2 separate regions of the Homo sapiens genome follow, and region 2 is linked to region 1. Evidence: chromatin contacts called from ENCODE Hi-C or POLR2A ChIA-PET data. All regions are on one chromosome and are shown on one strand. Each heading gives the region's core, a stretch centred on a gene start or an enhancer-like site at or near the end of the contact. The rest is flanking DNA. Distances are from core to core; before and after follow the strand shown. Region 1 overlaps BTBD9 (BTB domain containing 9). Region 2 overlaps BTBD9 (BTB domain containing 9).

Region 1 (6,806 bases), core at 574-3,073:
TCTGGCCAACTAAAGTGACCTGCAGACTCTCCCTGCCCTGTCACACCTTTAGCCTCTCTCAGTGCCCAGCTGATCCCCCTGCCTGTCTTGGCATCTGGTTTTTGTGTCAAATGATTTAAATTATTTAACTTAATGTATGTACTTAACATATGCCCTTGTCACCTGTCCTGTCTCATTGTCCACCTTCTTTGTGAACTCACAGGGAGCCAGCGGGCTAGGTCAGTCCTTGCTACACTCTGGCACTGGCATAATGCCACATGGCAGCCTGGCTGAGGGCGCTGAGATGTGCAGGAAAAAGCAGGGTTGCAGAGAAAGCCCATCCTTGCCTGCATCTAGGCCAGTGTATGGCAGGAATCTGAGGGAGGGGCCAGAGAGTGACTTGGAGCCAGCCAGTGGGGAGTGAGGGGCCTTGGAGAGAACATGCACCTTTTATAAGCCTGAGAGAAATCTAGGCCAACACAGACAGACCCGAAAAGTCATCAACACCAGAGAGTGCTAATGGTGACTTTTTTTAAATCAAGAAAATGTTTGAAAAGAGGGAGAAATTATTATTATTATTATTATTATTTTTGTTTGTTTATTTGAGATGGAGTCTCGCTCTGTCACCCAGGCTGGAGTGCAGTGGCGCAATCTCAGCTCACTGCAAGCTCCGCCTCCTGGGTTCATGCCATTTTCCTGCCTCAGCCTCCAGCTCAGTCCCAGCCTGTAGCTGGGACTACAGGCGCCTGCCACCACACCTGGCTAATTTTTTTTGTATTTTTAGTAGAGATGGGGTTTCACCATGTTAGCCAGGAGGGTCTCGATCTCCTCACCTCATGATCCGCCCGCCTCAGCCTCCCAAAGTGCTGGGATTACAGGCGTGAGCCACCACGCCCAGCCATGATTTTTTTATTTTTTTTAATTCAACTTTTTTATTGACAGAAACTGTCCCAGAAGAAAGATTGTTACATGCCACATACTGCCTCACATTGGCTTGCAGATCATTCACTGTCTTGAATGCAGTGCTTTGTGTTGAATGTGACAGTTAATGCAGATCCCGGAAAGGGCCTTTATGGGGCCTGCCTCAAAGACTTGTCACCTTTTTATTACAGAACTCATATTCAGAGATTCCAGTGTGTTAAATAGCTCTAGGCTAATCTTGGGCCGCTCTGTGCTAAGGGCAATGGTTTTCATCATAGGAAAACATTTTTTTTTTTACTCCAGAGATTTTTTTAAGCTCTCCCAAGTGCTCCCAACTTCCTGTCTGTTCAGCTGCAAATATCAGGCCCTTAATGGCTGGAGAGGGAGAGTCTATTTTTAAAGTTTTTACTGAATATCTCCCCACTGTCAGGTGCTGAACGAATTTGGCTTGTCATTAGATCTAAAATACCCACAGGGGTTTAGTGTAACTTTTAGGTATGAAATTGATCAGGTTTGATTCTGAGACCGTCTGGTGATCCTTCTGGAAGGCCACTTGCTTGCTTAGCTGTGTGTGAGATCATAGGTCAGGGCTGGGCTTTGTTTTGCATGGGCTTTTGACATTAATTTCCACAAAAGCAGCCTTAAAAAAAAAAAAACACCTGAAATTCAGGGGCCAGTTAGTCCTCTTTGTATTCTAAATCCCTTTGGTATTTAAAACATTAGGAAATGAAATTGCCAAATTCTTAACATTTGAAAATTGGCTCCTGCCCATGCCTAGTCTTCACATTTCCAGGGTGCTTCTGGGAGGGAATGCGCTGCTGGGGGAGAAGGGGGTGGTATTGGACAGCCACACGGAGCCAGGAGGAGGAGGCCGTCTCCTTGGAGGTAGCAGGCTTTTCAGAGCTCACCTGCCCTCCTCACAGGCTGAAAGGAGCTGCTGACGTCATTAAATCAATAACTTTGTTTAGCATTGTGTTTTCTGGGGGCAGGAAATCCTCTGGGGAACAGCAGACTGAATTTTCTCCCTCCCCTCACCAGCCTCCAGAGATGCCTGCTGGCAAGGGGTGTGGCCAAGCGGCTGGCTCTGCCATTGCCATTTAGTGGAGACCTACACCCTGGTTTTTGTTATTTTTCAGGCAAATTTCAGCAAAATTCCCAAGCCTCTAAGCTAGGTACTGAGAGGTCAAAAGTAGGAACAACTTTCTGAGCAACAGGGAGCAAATCAAAGTTTGTGAAGCCTGTGCAGGGTCATGCCCCATAGTCCTGTGTCACCCCCTCTCAACCTTCCTGTCCCCCAGCGCAGGCTGGCCCAGAGTAGCCCAGCTTGTTCTGTATAGGAATTTCACACACATGAAACCACAGCCCCAGGCAGGCCCCTCAGCACAGACCAGTGTTGCCCAGTGTTGCGTCCACCTCACTCTACCCAGCAGCCATCGCTGAGGAATGGGAGTGATTAGCCCAGAGCCTGCACCATGGGTGGAGAGCCCCTGCTCAGAAAGAGCTCCAGGCTTTAACATTCTCCTGGCCACCAAGGGAGGGCCACTCCTGTGCCCCTCTTTAACATCACCAAGGACAGGACCCCACAGCCTCTCCTGGGACCACGTTAAATGGTTTCTATAATAATTTTTCTGGTGGGTCAACAGGTTACTACGCAGTTGCCAGAATCAGCAAATTGCTGATTTCCCTTCCCCACATCACCCAGCCATGGGTCAGTCACACGAGAAGAGTCAATTGGTGGACTCAACACAGTGGTGGCAAAATGTTGGTCTAGACACTCTGCCTAGCTCCTGAAATCTGGTCTGAGTGTTTATTGCCAAGAACAGCTAGGAATTTTGGCCTCAAGCAAGTGACAGCAAGAGTTTGTTAACTACACAAATATAGCCCCATATTCCTGTTCAACATCAGACAAGGTTGAGCCAGAGTGATTTTTTTTTTAAGGCAGAATCTTGCTCTGTTGCCCAGGCTGGAGGGCAGTGGCTTAATCTCAGCTCACTGCAACCTCCACCTCCTGGGTTCAAGCGAGTCTCGTGCCTCCGCCTCCTGAGTAGCTAGGATTATAGGCATGCACCACCACACCCCCCTAATTTTTGTATTTTTTAGTAGAGATGGGCTTTCGCCATGTTGGCCAGGCTGGTCTTGAACTCCTGGGTTCAAGTGATCCATCTACCTAGGCCTCTCACAGTGCTGGGATTATAGGTGTGAGCCACTGCACATAGCCTAGAGTGAATTTTTTTTTTTTTTTTCTTTTGTGAGACGGAGTCTCGCTCTTTTGCCCAGGCTGGAGTGCAGTGGTGCTATCTCAGCTCACTGCAAGCTCTGCCTCCCAGGTTCACGCCATTCTCCTGCCTCAGCCTCCTGAGTAGCTGGGACTGCAGGCGCCCGCCACCATGCCCGGCTAATTTTTTGTATTTTTAGAAGAGACGGGGTTTCACCGTGTTAGCCAGGATGGTCTCGATCTCCTGACCTCGTGATCCACCCGCCTCGGCCTCCCAAAGTGCTGGGATTACAGGCGTGAGCCACCGTGCCTGGCCTTATGAACCCATTTCTTATTCCTTATTTGTTCAGAATCTTCTCAGAGACTTGAACTTTGCAACATAAAAATCTTTGTACCTAAAGAGCTCAGCTACAATGGCCAGCTTCTCTAGGAAAACCAACAAAGGCTCTGATACCTTTTGCCCAGAATGGGGAAGGGGAGGGGAGCTGTTAGGCCGAGGAACTCAGATGTGTGTGACCCACTTGGTGTTCAGGAGGGACTGGGACGCCTGGTAATGTGTAGCAGTGTGTTCAAGACACACTCTCCCTGAAGAGTCCCAGTTTCTCTCTCATACCTGATGGTCTCTTGGAGAAGGCGGATAATAGACAAGGGTAAAGGTAATTAATTATAAGATCCAAGTGTGACAGAAACCCTATTGGAAAGAACACATCTCTTCAAAAGACTTACTAGACATTTAGAACTGTTTCAACAGAGTTTAAATTTGGGAGCGAAACCATTAAACCTTGTAAGAAAGAAATGCCAGACCAAGAGGGTGCTTCATAGACTAATTTGATTGACTAGGCGTCTCCTCTTTCTGTACTACACAAAAACTCTTGCCCAGATGCAGACACACACACACACACACACACACACACACACACACACACAAACACACGCACTCTCCCACCACCACTTGTGTACAAACATGAATACAGAGACAGGAAGAAACACGAATTTGCTTTTTTCTGCATGATACTCAAAATCATTGCGTTTCTAGCACAGCTGCTGCTGCAGGAGAGAGAAAAGCACTTGGCCCCAGAGTCTGTTTATGTGTTTGAGCCGAGAAAGTGATTTTTGTTGCAGGAAGTTCTAAGTGAGACAGAGTCAGAGAATAAGAGAGAGAGAGAGAGATAATTATCTAAATTATGTTCGTGCTATTATCGAAGACGAATATAGTTAAAATGTAATTAAATATGACGGGCTAGCAGGATGTAAGCCAAGCTTTGGAATGCTAATCATCAATTACTGCATCCCCTTAGGGGAATCAAGGAGGCTGTATGGCAGAGTGGGAGCAAGGTTGGGGCTGGGGTACTGAGTGAGACGTCGAGCATTAAAACACCCCCTTCCCCTGTCTCCCCACGTAGTCATTCAAACCGCCATGGACGCCCCTGGGACACATCCCTTTCTGTAGCTGCCACAGCGTTAGAATATGAGGAGCTGGCGGGAGGGTCCTGCCGCTCTCTGTGAGAGGCAACCCCTCTAAAAGGGAAAATTATGCTATGAGCACAGAAGGCAAAACTCAAGATTGGCTTACGTTAGAGCAGTAGATGCAAGTGCATTTACCAGACAGAAGTCTGAAGCTCCTCCTCTGCCAGAAAGCATCAAATGCTCACCTACCTAGATCAAGGAATCCCAGGAAGGAAGTCAGGCAGGGAGGTGGAAGCGGACTGTAGTCGGGACAGAAGATGCCACATGTCCATGCTAGCAAGCTGCTCCTAACACTCAATCCCCAACCTGGGCAAGGGGCCCGCCTTGGCCATACATTGAAATCACCTGAGGAATTTAAAAAGGACTCAAGCAGGGCCCACCCCCCCAGAGGTTTTGAGCGTTAATTGGTGTGGGCTGTGGTCTGGGAGTTCAAAAGTTTAGCTCCACGGGTGTTTCTGATGTGCAGCCAAGGTTAAGACCCACCGGTCCAGCTATAACCAGACTTCTGCTAACCACAGCCAAGGGAAGGCAGGCAGCAGGAAGTGAGGACTGTAGTTAGTTCTTATGTCCTCAGCTGTACCTGTCTCGAGGCCAAGAACAAAACAGTATAAGGATTTACTTTTCTTAATCCTGAAACATGATTTTTATGTCAGTTCTGGTGCTAAATCCGCAAAGAATTTTGAACCTGGTGAGATTACTGTACAAGAGTCCATTTTAACACCGAGCTCTATCTAAGGCTGGGGTAGACACTCGGCCACCTCCTTGGACCAGATGGGTGATGTGAGGGAGCAAAGCAGGCCAGGGCAGGCGCAGGCAGTAAGAGAGACCACCAAAAGCTCTCCTCATCTCCAGCTGTTGTCAGGCAGGGAAGAGGACTCATGCATGCCAGATCTTCTGGTTTTCAAGAGAAGGGAGGCATCTCTGTTTTGCTGTGAAATTTCCCAATGTTTAAGTGGCAGCTAACTCAACTTTTTAAAAAATACTCAGGAAACCAGCAAGGTATGTCTGTGAGGCTCCCATGTGCGACTTTTGATCTTAGTGAGCCTTTGGCTAGTCAGCGTGTGGCCAAAACAATCACTAATTCCCATAGCTCCTAACACGGTTTTTTGCTGCCTCAGGTCTGCAGTCAGGTTAGATCAACTTGGCCCCATTTTTCCTAAGCCTGACACATAGAGGGTCTCAATAAATAGTTGTTGAATGGACAAACAGGGTGAATGGAACGAACCCAGAATTCCCTGTAAGTCTGGACAGCGAGACAGCTATAAAATCCAGTTAAGCATCCTGCAGAACAAAAGAACATACTCCTGGGGTGCCAGATTAGACAGAGGCCTGCACACTGAGTCTCCACTTTAGACTGGTATCAGAGATCTGGGGCCAAGGAAGCTCTTCAGAAGGGAATAAACAGGATCCGGGCTGATTTTGAGTCTCTGCCACATAGGACACCCTCTCTAGCTCTGCCTTTGGGGACCTAGCGGGGACAGACATGCAGGCCCAGCTTAAGGGCTGTTAAACAGTAATTCCCACCTCACCCAGTGTTCTGGAAAATGCTCTCTCTCTCATATCCCCAGTCCATAGATCATCTTTAGATATGATTAAAGAGATGAATGTGGTCCTTGGCCCATCACTACAATGCGCCAGACAATAAGAGCAGCATGCTTGGAGGGACAGTGGGCAGCTGTGGGGTCAGCTCAAGAGGCTCACTCATAAAGAACTGTCAGAGGGATCTTCAGGCAAGTCTCCATGCTCACTCAAGGCCTTTAATACCCGTCACGTCTCAGTGCCACGCAACTTGGAGAGGGCACCGCCGTCACTGCCGTAAGCTCAGTTGACAGGGGACAGCTTTTATTATTTCTTCCCTTTTCGAGAATCTGTTCCAAAGGTTCATGCCTGCCTTCCAGCCCTGCTCCCAAAGGCTGTAAATACATATGCTTCCCATGTACCTTTTCCACTCCTTGTCACCATAGGCTCTGCTCCCTTTCTTAGGCTCTGCTTTTTTTAATTGTAATTAAAAAAAATTATCAAAGTTATACATGGACAGTTTTGAGAGTGAAGTAAAACCACAAGACTTTTAACAAAAAGCAGCAGTCCTCTGCTTCATCCTTCCCTACCCCAAGTCCCATTCTCGGAAAGCAACTGCTTTTCTTTTTCCTCTTTTAAAAAGTAATTTTGAAAAAAACTATATATTCCAAAAAATATATTTAATGTTATTTAAAAATCTAAAACT
Region 2 (6,505 bases), core at 2,153-4,652, 50 kb before region 1:
TGTTTTTTTTCCAAATGTGATAATGTATGCAAAAACATTTTGAAACTAGTGAGGACTGTGTGAATGTGAGGTGGGACTATGATTAATTGTTCACCATTCATTCCACACTCAGTATCTAATGAATATTGCAGCTGCAGCCATGTATTTGGTAATGTGGTGTTAGCTTTTATGTTATCACCTAAAACTTGAAGTTAAAAACTTAATCTTTCTAAGAAGTGAAAAGATGGTCTTAGTTAGCTGTTAAAAGTTGGTTGTTTTAGCCAGGTGTGGTAGCTCACGCCTGTAAGCCCAGCACTGTGGGAGGCTGAGGCAGGCAGGTCGCTTGAGCCCAGGAGTTTGAGACCTATCTGGGCAACATGGCAAATCACCTTCTCTACAAAAAAATACAAAAAATTAGCCAGGCCTGGTGGCGAGTGCCTGTAGTCTCAGCTACTTGGGAGGCTGAGGTGGGAGGATCACTTGAGCCCGGGAGGTGGAGGTTGCAGTGAGCAGAGGTTGCAGTAAGCCAAGATTACGCCACTGAACTCCAGCCTGGGCAACAGATTGAGACCCTGTCTTAAAAAAAAAAAAAAAAAAAGATTGGTAGTTTTGTATTGTCTCCAAGTTTTGGAAAGTTTTGCCCCATCCAGCTTTCCACAGTTATATCCTCCAGGCATATTCTCCATTGATATTTTTCCACTTTCAGATAACATACCTAGATTATACTATATTTCTCATGGTATGTGGGCTTTAAATAAATAAATAAATAATTATACTATATCAAATATAAGATTTCATGAGAAAGAAAATCCCTCCTTAAATATCCCCCTTTCTCAATGAGCCAGCCTACACAGTGGAGCCAAAATGTATACTTGCCACCTCCTCACATTTTTGTAATCCTGGACTTCAGTTGACTAAACACAGAAACTACATATGCCACACACCCGAGAGCTTCTGCTTGCCTTTTCTCTGGCTACCTGCAAGAGAATATTGTTAATCAGTGCCATCGTTTCTTCCCCTTTTAGAGAAATCACCCTCCACGTCCCAGATATGAGAGATTAAACATTATGAGACAGTAGGTAGACTCTCTGATGTCCTTTGACTAATGCATTTCCCCAGAATCCATTCCATCTGATGAGCAGCCAGTTTTTCCCTCCTCCTGCTATTAGGAGACTGGTGTTCCCTTTGCCCTGAAAGGTCGTGGCCCATTCAGAGGCAGGCCTCTGCAGTGGCAACACCTCAGGGGTTCTCATGTCTGGAATCTGCAGGGCAGCCGCCTGGTCTACTTCACACACTTTTAAGAAAACATGGTTACTGGGCTCTAGGCTCCCGCTGAGAATCTCATTTTGGACTCAGCGTCCTCCAGCAGCTCTTCTCAGCTGGACCTTGCTCCCCACCTGAGGGTGAAGCCACGTCATCGAACCCTGTGACAGCTGACGATAAGGAGCCCTCTCATCTTTGGGAAAGTCCCTCTTTCTCACCGGCAGAGTTGTTTCTCTGAAGCTGTATTAATTCCTTCTGGAAGCTGTTACAGGCTCCCTCCTGCCCCTCAGTAGCAGAGATTAGAATAGGGACCCTAATGTGTTGTTTGTCTTTCTGCTTCTCATCCAGAGGAGCAGGAACTGGACTTTTCCGAATTAGGTGAAAGTGCTGAAGTTTCCCTTTGTCACCACAACTCCTTACCTCTCTCCCTCACCTTTACAGCTGCCGCATCTGTTCTTTGCATCATGACCTCCAGTCTCTCTCTGTTCTGAACATTAGTCTACCATCTCTGATCCCACTTACCTCCTCAGAAGCCTACAGGTGGTCATTACTTTTCCTGGCCCTTCGTTCTCTGACCCTGGCCTGTATCCTCCTTGTCACTGTTGGCCCTGCTTCCCCAGTGCCACCGCTGAGGAGAGTTATAAACTACACTGATTGTTCCATCTTTGCAAGGCTCTCTCCCTGCAGCTCCACTGATGCCACTGAGCCCACTCCAAAGCCTGTTTTGCCTTGCCACCGTACACCACAGTCTTACCGCTCTCCGTTTCTACATAGAATCCTCTTTCATAATTGAACGAAAAGATTGCCATCATAAGGGAGGTTTCCCACCACCCCTGCTCTTTACCTCGTTGTCTCTCTGGTCCTGTAGCCATCACGGTATCATTGCTATCCTCACTGCCATAACATCTACTCTTATTGCGTACCTTTTCTGTCCAGTGCACTCCACCAGGAGCTTATCTTTGGCCCTTTTAGTTCCAAGTAACAGAAACCAAGTAAAGATAGGTTAAGCCGCAAATGGTAACTTTATTTAAGTGATTAGAAGATTTCTCACGGAATACTAGAGGAGAAACTCGGAGGGCCCTAGTAGGTTTTGAAACCAGACATTGGAATCTGTCGGGACCCCAGGTAGCCCTCCCTGGACTGCACAGCCTGTGGTCTCTGCTTCTCACTGCAGGTATCTTTCTTTGCTTCTGTATGCCTGTGATCAAAGAGACTCACCCCAGAATGCCTGTATTTTCATCATCTCATTTTAAGTGAACAGGGCACGTTAGGCTGGAATCTCACATAATTCTAAATTTTTGAGAAAGGAAATCTGATTAGCCCAGCATGGATTGGGCAGCTTCCAAGTCCAGAGGATAAACTGAGCTCAGGAATCTCCCATGTCCACCTTGAGGTTGTGCTGGAAAGAGTTGTCAAAGACAGGAGTTACTGTGTAATGTACAGACATACCAAAAAAACCTCTGCATATGCTATAACAGAATATTAAATGTTAGAACTGGAAGAGTGCTGAGAAGCCATCAAATCTCGACATTTAATGTCACAAAGGATGAAACCAAAGTATAAGTAAAGTGACTTGCCTAATGTTACTGAGTAGTTATTCAGTAAATATTTTTTGAATTGTTGAATGGAAGACAATTATTTCTGAAGAACTTAAAGGATCTTTACCAAAGAATATACTGTATACATTTTTGAGATCAGGAGTATCTTTCACTTTAACTGAAAGATTAGGAATGGATTTGATCATAAGTTATTGCACTGTCACTAATATCCTGGTTGCTGATCTTCCTTTAGTTGGTTTTCACCCAAATGAGAAAATTTAGCAACAGTGGCATTATGGTCCCAGGCCTTCCAGTGGAATTTCCCACAAATGATGGACAGTTAGAAACAGGCAAAACAGGCCCTTGCTTCTGGTCTAAAAGGCACCAATTCAGTGGAGAAGCTGTTGACCTCAACTGTTATACTTCAGCCATTGTTCACAATCTGGCACAGTATTAATCCCTTAAGAAAAGGATGAAAAAAGTGCCATTCAGCACAACATAGTTTGTCATCGCATGCATAATGTAGACTTTCCAATTAAAATGCTACAATTTGGAAACTTTCTTCACAGACTGATGAGAGAGCAACTATTTTAAAGACTGGAAACCTCAGTCCACTGGGTTTGCATTGAGTCACTTCTGACTCAAGCCACAAAGAAAAGAGTTTTGAAAACATATTCGCTATTGAATTTTGTATCAAAATACCAGCAAGGAGAGCAATTAGTTGCTGTAAACTGAACCCCTGGTAATCAATGGTATGCAGCCAGCCAGAGCATTTATGGAAGATGTAAGCAAAATCACATCTGCTAATCAATTAAAAAAAAAAAAAAGCCCAGCACTTCACTGCTTTTAGGGAAACTGCACAATGAGAATAAGGGAAGATGGAGGAGACAACATATATAATATCACCAGGCATTTCATGCTGTGCTCATTAGTTAGAGAGGTTTGTGGCAACAGCTAAACACCGACCTGATCTGCATCAATAAATCTTGGCCAGCAACTTCCTTTATTCAGCCCCTTTTGAAAATGGCTTCTGATCTATGGGTGGAAGTGTGCTGTGTATGTTTAAGGAGCTCATTTCAGTTAAGGTCATAGAGAGTGTCTGTCCTGGATGAGCTCACCATGCAAACATTCCCAGCTAGTTTACAAGTCAGAAATAGCTCTCTGTTGTTGCAGGCACAAAGACATAAGAATACACTTTGCAGGCAGCCAAAGAAGTGAAGGGAATTGGTAGAGCAAAATTCCTCTCAATGGAAAAGCAGAGGTTGAATCAGTTTTTCCTTTAGTATTCTTCAGCTGCAGTTGCTTTTTTCAGTCAAATCAACAAAGGGGTTTAATTCCTGGCTAAGCCTAAATTCCAAGCAAATGTGCATCCTAGGCATGAGTTAGAAGTCCTCTTTAAAACTTCAACATGTAGGTTGAGTCTGAGCCCTAGGCTCGATGACCTGAGATCCGTCAGTGTCCCTTTTCCACTCAGGAGTCACCATGACCCCACATCTCCAGTCCCTGGGGACTCTTAATAGAGGACTAGAGAGAGGATGTCTCAACCAGTATGAGCACTTGGCTGCTGTTCAGAAAAAAAGAATTTAGGCCAGAATAAATTAGTGAGGTAAAGATCGATAGACTAGGCTAATAAAAATTAATACCTTCAGCATGCAAACTATGATAGGCAGTGGATTAATATCCTTTAAATATAGAGGACATTTTGTAAGTCATTAACAAAAAGATACATATAAGTAGAAAATGGGTAAAATGTTCAAGCTCAATAAGTTAAAAATTGCAGATTAATAAGATATTTCAGCTATCAAATTAGCAGTATTTTTAAACATAATATATAATATTGGTGATGATGCACAGAAACAGGCATTTGTTATGCAGTGCTGGTAGTGTTAATATAAATTGGTATAGATTTTTGCTTGGGGTTGGGGGGAATAGAAGTATACAGCTATTTTATGATATACATCAAAGCCTCAAGATGTTATATGCCCTGTTCCAGGAGTTTCACTTACAGAATCATTCAAAGACAATAATCATAGATTTAGCTTAAGAATGTCTATCACAAAATTTTCATAATACGCTGGACTCAGTGGCTCATGCTTTTAATCCCAACACTTTGAGAAGCTGAGGTGGAGGGATTGCTTAAGGCCAGGAGTTGGAGACTAGCCTAGGCAACAAAATTAAAAAAAAAAAAATATCAGCTGGGCGTGGTGGTGTGCACCTGTAGTCCTAGCTACTCAGGAAGCTGAGGCAGGAGGATCACTTGAGTCCAGGAAATTGAGGCTGCAGTGAGCTATGATTGTGCCACTGCATTCTGCAGCCTGGGCAACAAAGCAAAACCCTGTTTCCAAAGAAAAAAAAAAGAATTTTCATAACAGTGAAATATTAACTACTTAAGTGTCAGATAATAATAGATTGATTAAATAAAGTATGAGACATCCATACAGTGAAATACTATGAAGTCAGTACATATGATGTAGAAGAATATTTGATGTTACAAAAAGATATTCATAATAGACCATTAAGCAAAAGTAGCAAGTTACAAACCATATGCACTGTGTGTATATGTTTTAAAAGTTACTGGAATTTCAGATTACCTTCATTTTAAGATAATAATTTGCCTTGAAACAAATTGGAGGACTTTTATAGAATAAGCTACTTACAGAGCATGATATATACAACTTAAAATTTTCCTCAAATATGTTATCACTCCAAGAATATCTACTAGAACATATATGATACTCATAATTTATCCTTCTTTTTTTTATCTTCTCCATATCCCATATCCTCTTCAAGGCTGTCATTTTCCATGAAATGTTTTGAGATGTGGTTAGGTTCTATCCCAAAACGGACTGACCATTTTCATTTCAGTCCTCTGTAGAAACACTAGCTTATGATTATCTAGAAGGATAGGGAATATGATAAACCTAGCTCTCCATAAATAATTAAAAATCCCACTGGGGAAAATAACCTCAACATTATCTTCCAACAACAGTTATGGTAACAGAACTGTTAAATGAAGAGAATGATTAATTGATTTGAAGTTTTCCCCTAGTTTTACTCTACTGTGTCAGAGTTACGAATGATTTCAATCCAGAACATATATGGAACATATGCCATGAACAGAGCCTACATGTTTGAAGCAGAGTTTTTAAAAAGAGAAAGACCAAACATCTTTCTAAAGTTCTTATAATCAAAATAAGAACCAGACAAACATAGGAGCAAAAAATACACTTTTAAAAGTTACTCAAAATAAATATAAATTAGCATAGGCTGACTGCATAAAAGTGCTTACAGACTAGGATAATATTTGAGGAAATGACTAATGAAGGAAATGATTCACGTTCTTATAAGAAAATTAGTGTAATCTAAGAGTAGAATTTTGGGCCACTTAAGAACAACAGAGTGGAATCCTTTCTGATTCATTCAGGGTACTTGGAGAGATTAAACACTCAGGCGTATTAAAGAGAATCAGTAGGTATCATCTACTAATGCTTTCCAAACCCATTTAACAGTTTTCTCTACTTAAAAGATGAGTTCAAAAATATTAGGTAGCATGGGTTTAGTAATTGATAGCAAACAGAATTACAATAGAAAATAAGGAATGAAAGGGAAGGCGAGCCCTTTAGGAGGCCAGGCGAGAGGGTAGCTTGAGGCCAGGAGTTTGACCCCGCCTGGCCAACACAGTGAGACCCTATCTCTACAAAATAATCTTTTGTTTGTTTGTTTTT

Evidence for each region. A loop is a pair of places that touch in the nucleus more often than their neighbours do. ChIA-PET counts read pairs that join two places held with the same protein, here RNA polymerase II (POLR2A). Pooled maps may share reads with other maps.
Region 2: a map of esophagus muscularis mucosa shows a loop between it and region 1 (2.1-fold over the local background). The contact joins two enhancer-like sites. A Hi-C loop is called at or near these places in 3 of 168 maps with a recorded cell type or tissue (PC-3, dorsolateral prefrontal cortex and esophagus muscularis mucosa) and 4 of 50 pooled maps. POLR2A ChIA-PET finds 5 or more read pairs at or near these places in 3 of 52 experiments (PC-9 and activated T-cell).

What each region holds. Positions count from the first base shown.
Region 1 is chr6:38,207,773-38,214,578 of GRCh38, reverse strand. The region is part of intron 9 of BTBD9 (BTB domain containing 9); the gene reads left to right. Among named protein-coding and RNA genes, the nearest start is that of BTBD9-AS1, 270 kb to the left of the region's middle. Within about 2 kb of position 1,823, at least 7 of the 41 ENCODE cell types and tissues checked have a DNase peak (open chromatin) inside an H3K27ac peak, as active enhancers do.
Region 2 is chr6:38,259,573-38,266,077 of GRCh38, reverse strand. All of the region lies in intron 8 of BTBD9 (BTB domain containing 9), which reads left to right. Among named protein-coding and RNA genes, the nearest start is that of BTBD9-AS1, 220 kb to the left of the region's middle. Within about 2 kb of position 3,402, at least 7 of the 41 ENCODE cell types and tissues checked have a DNase peak (open chromatin) inside an H3K27ac peak, as active enhancers do.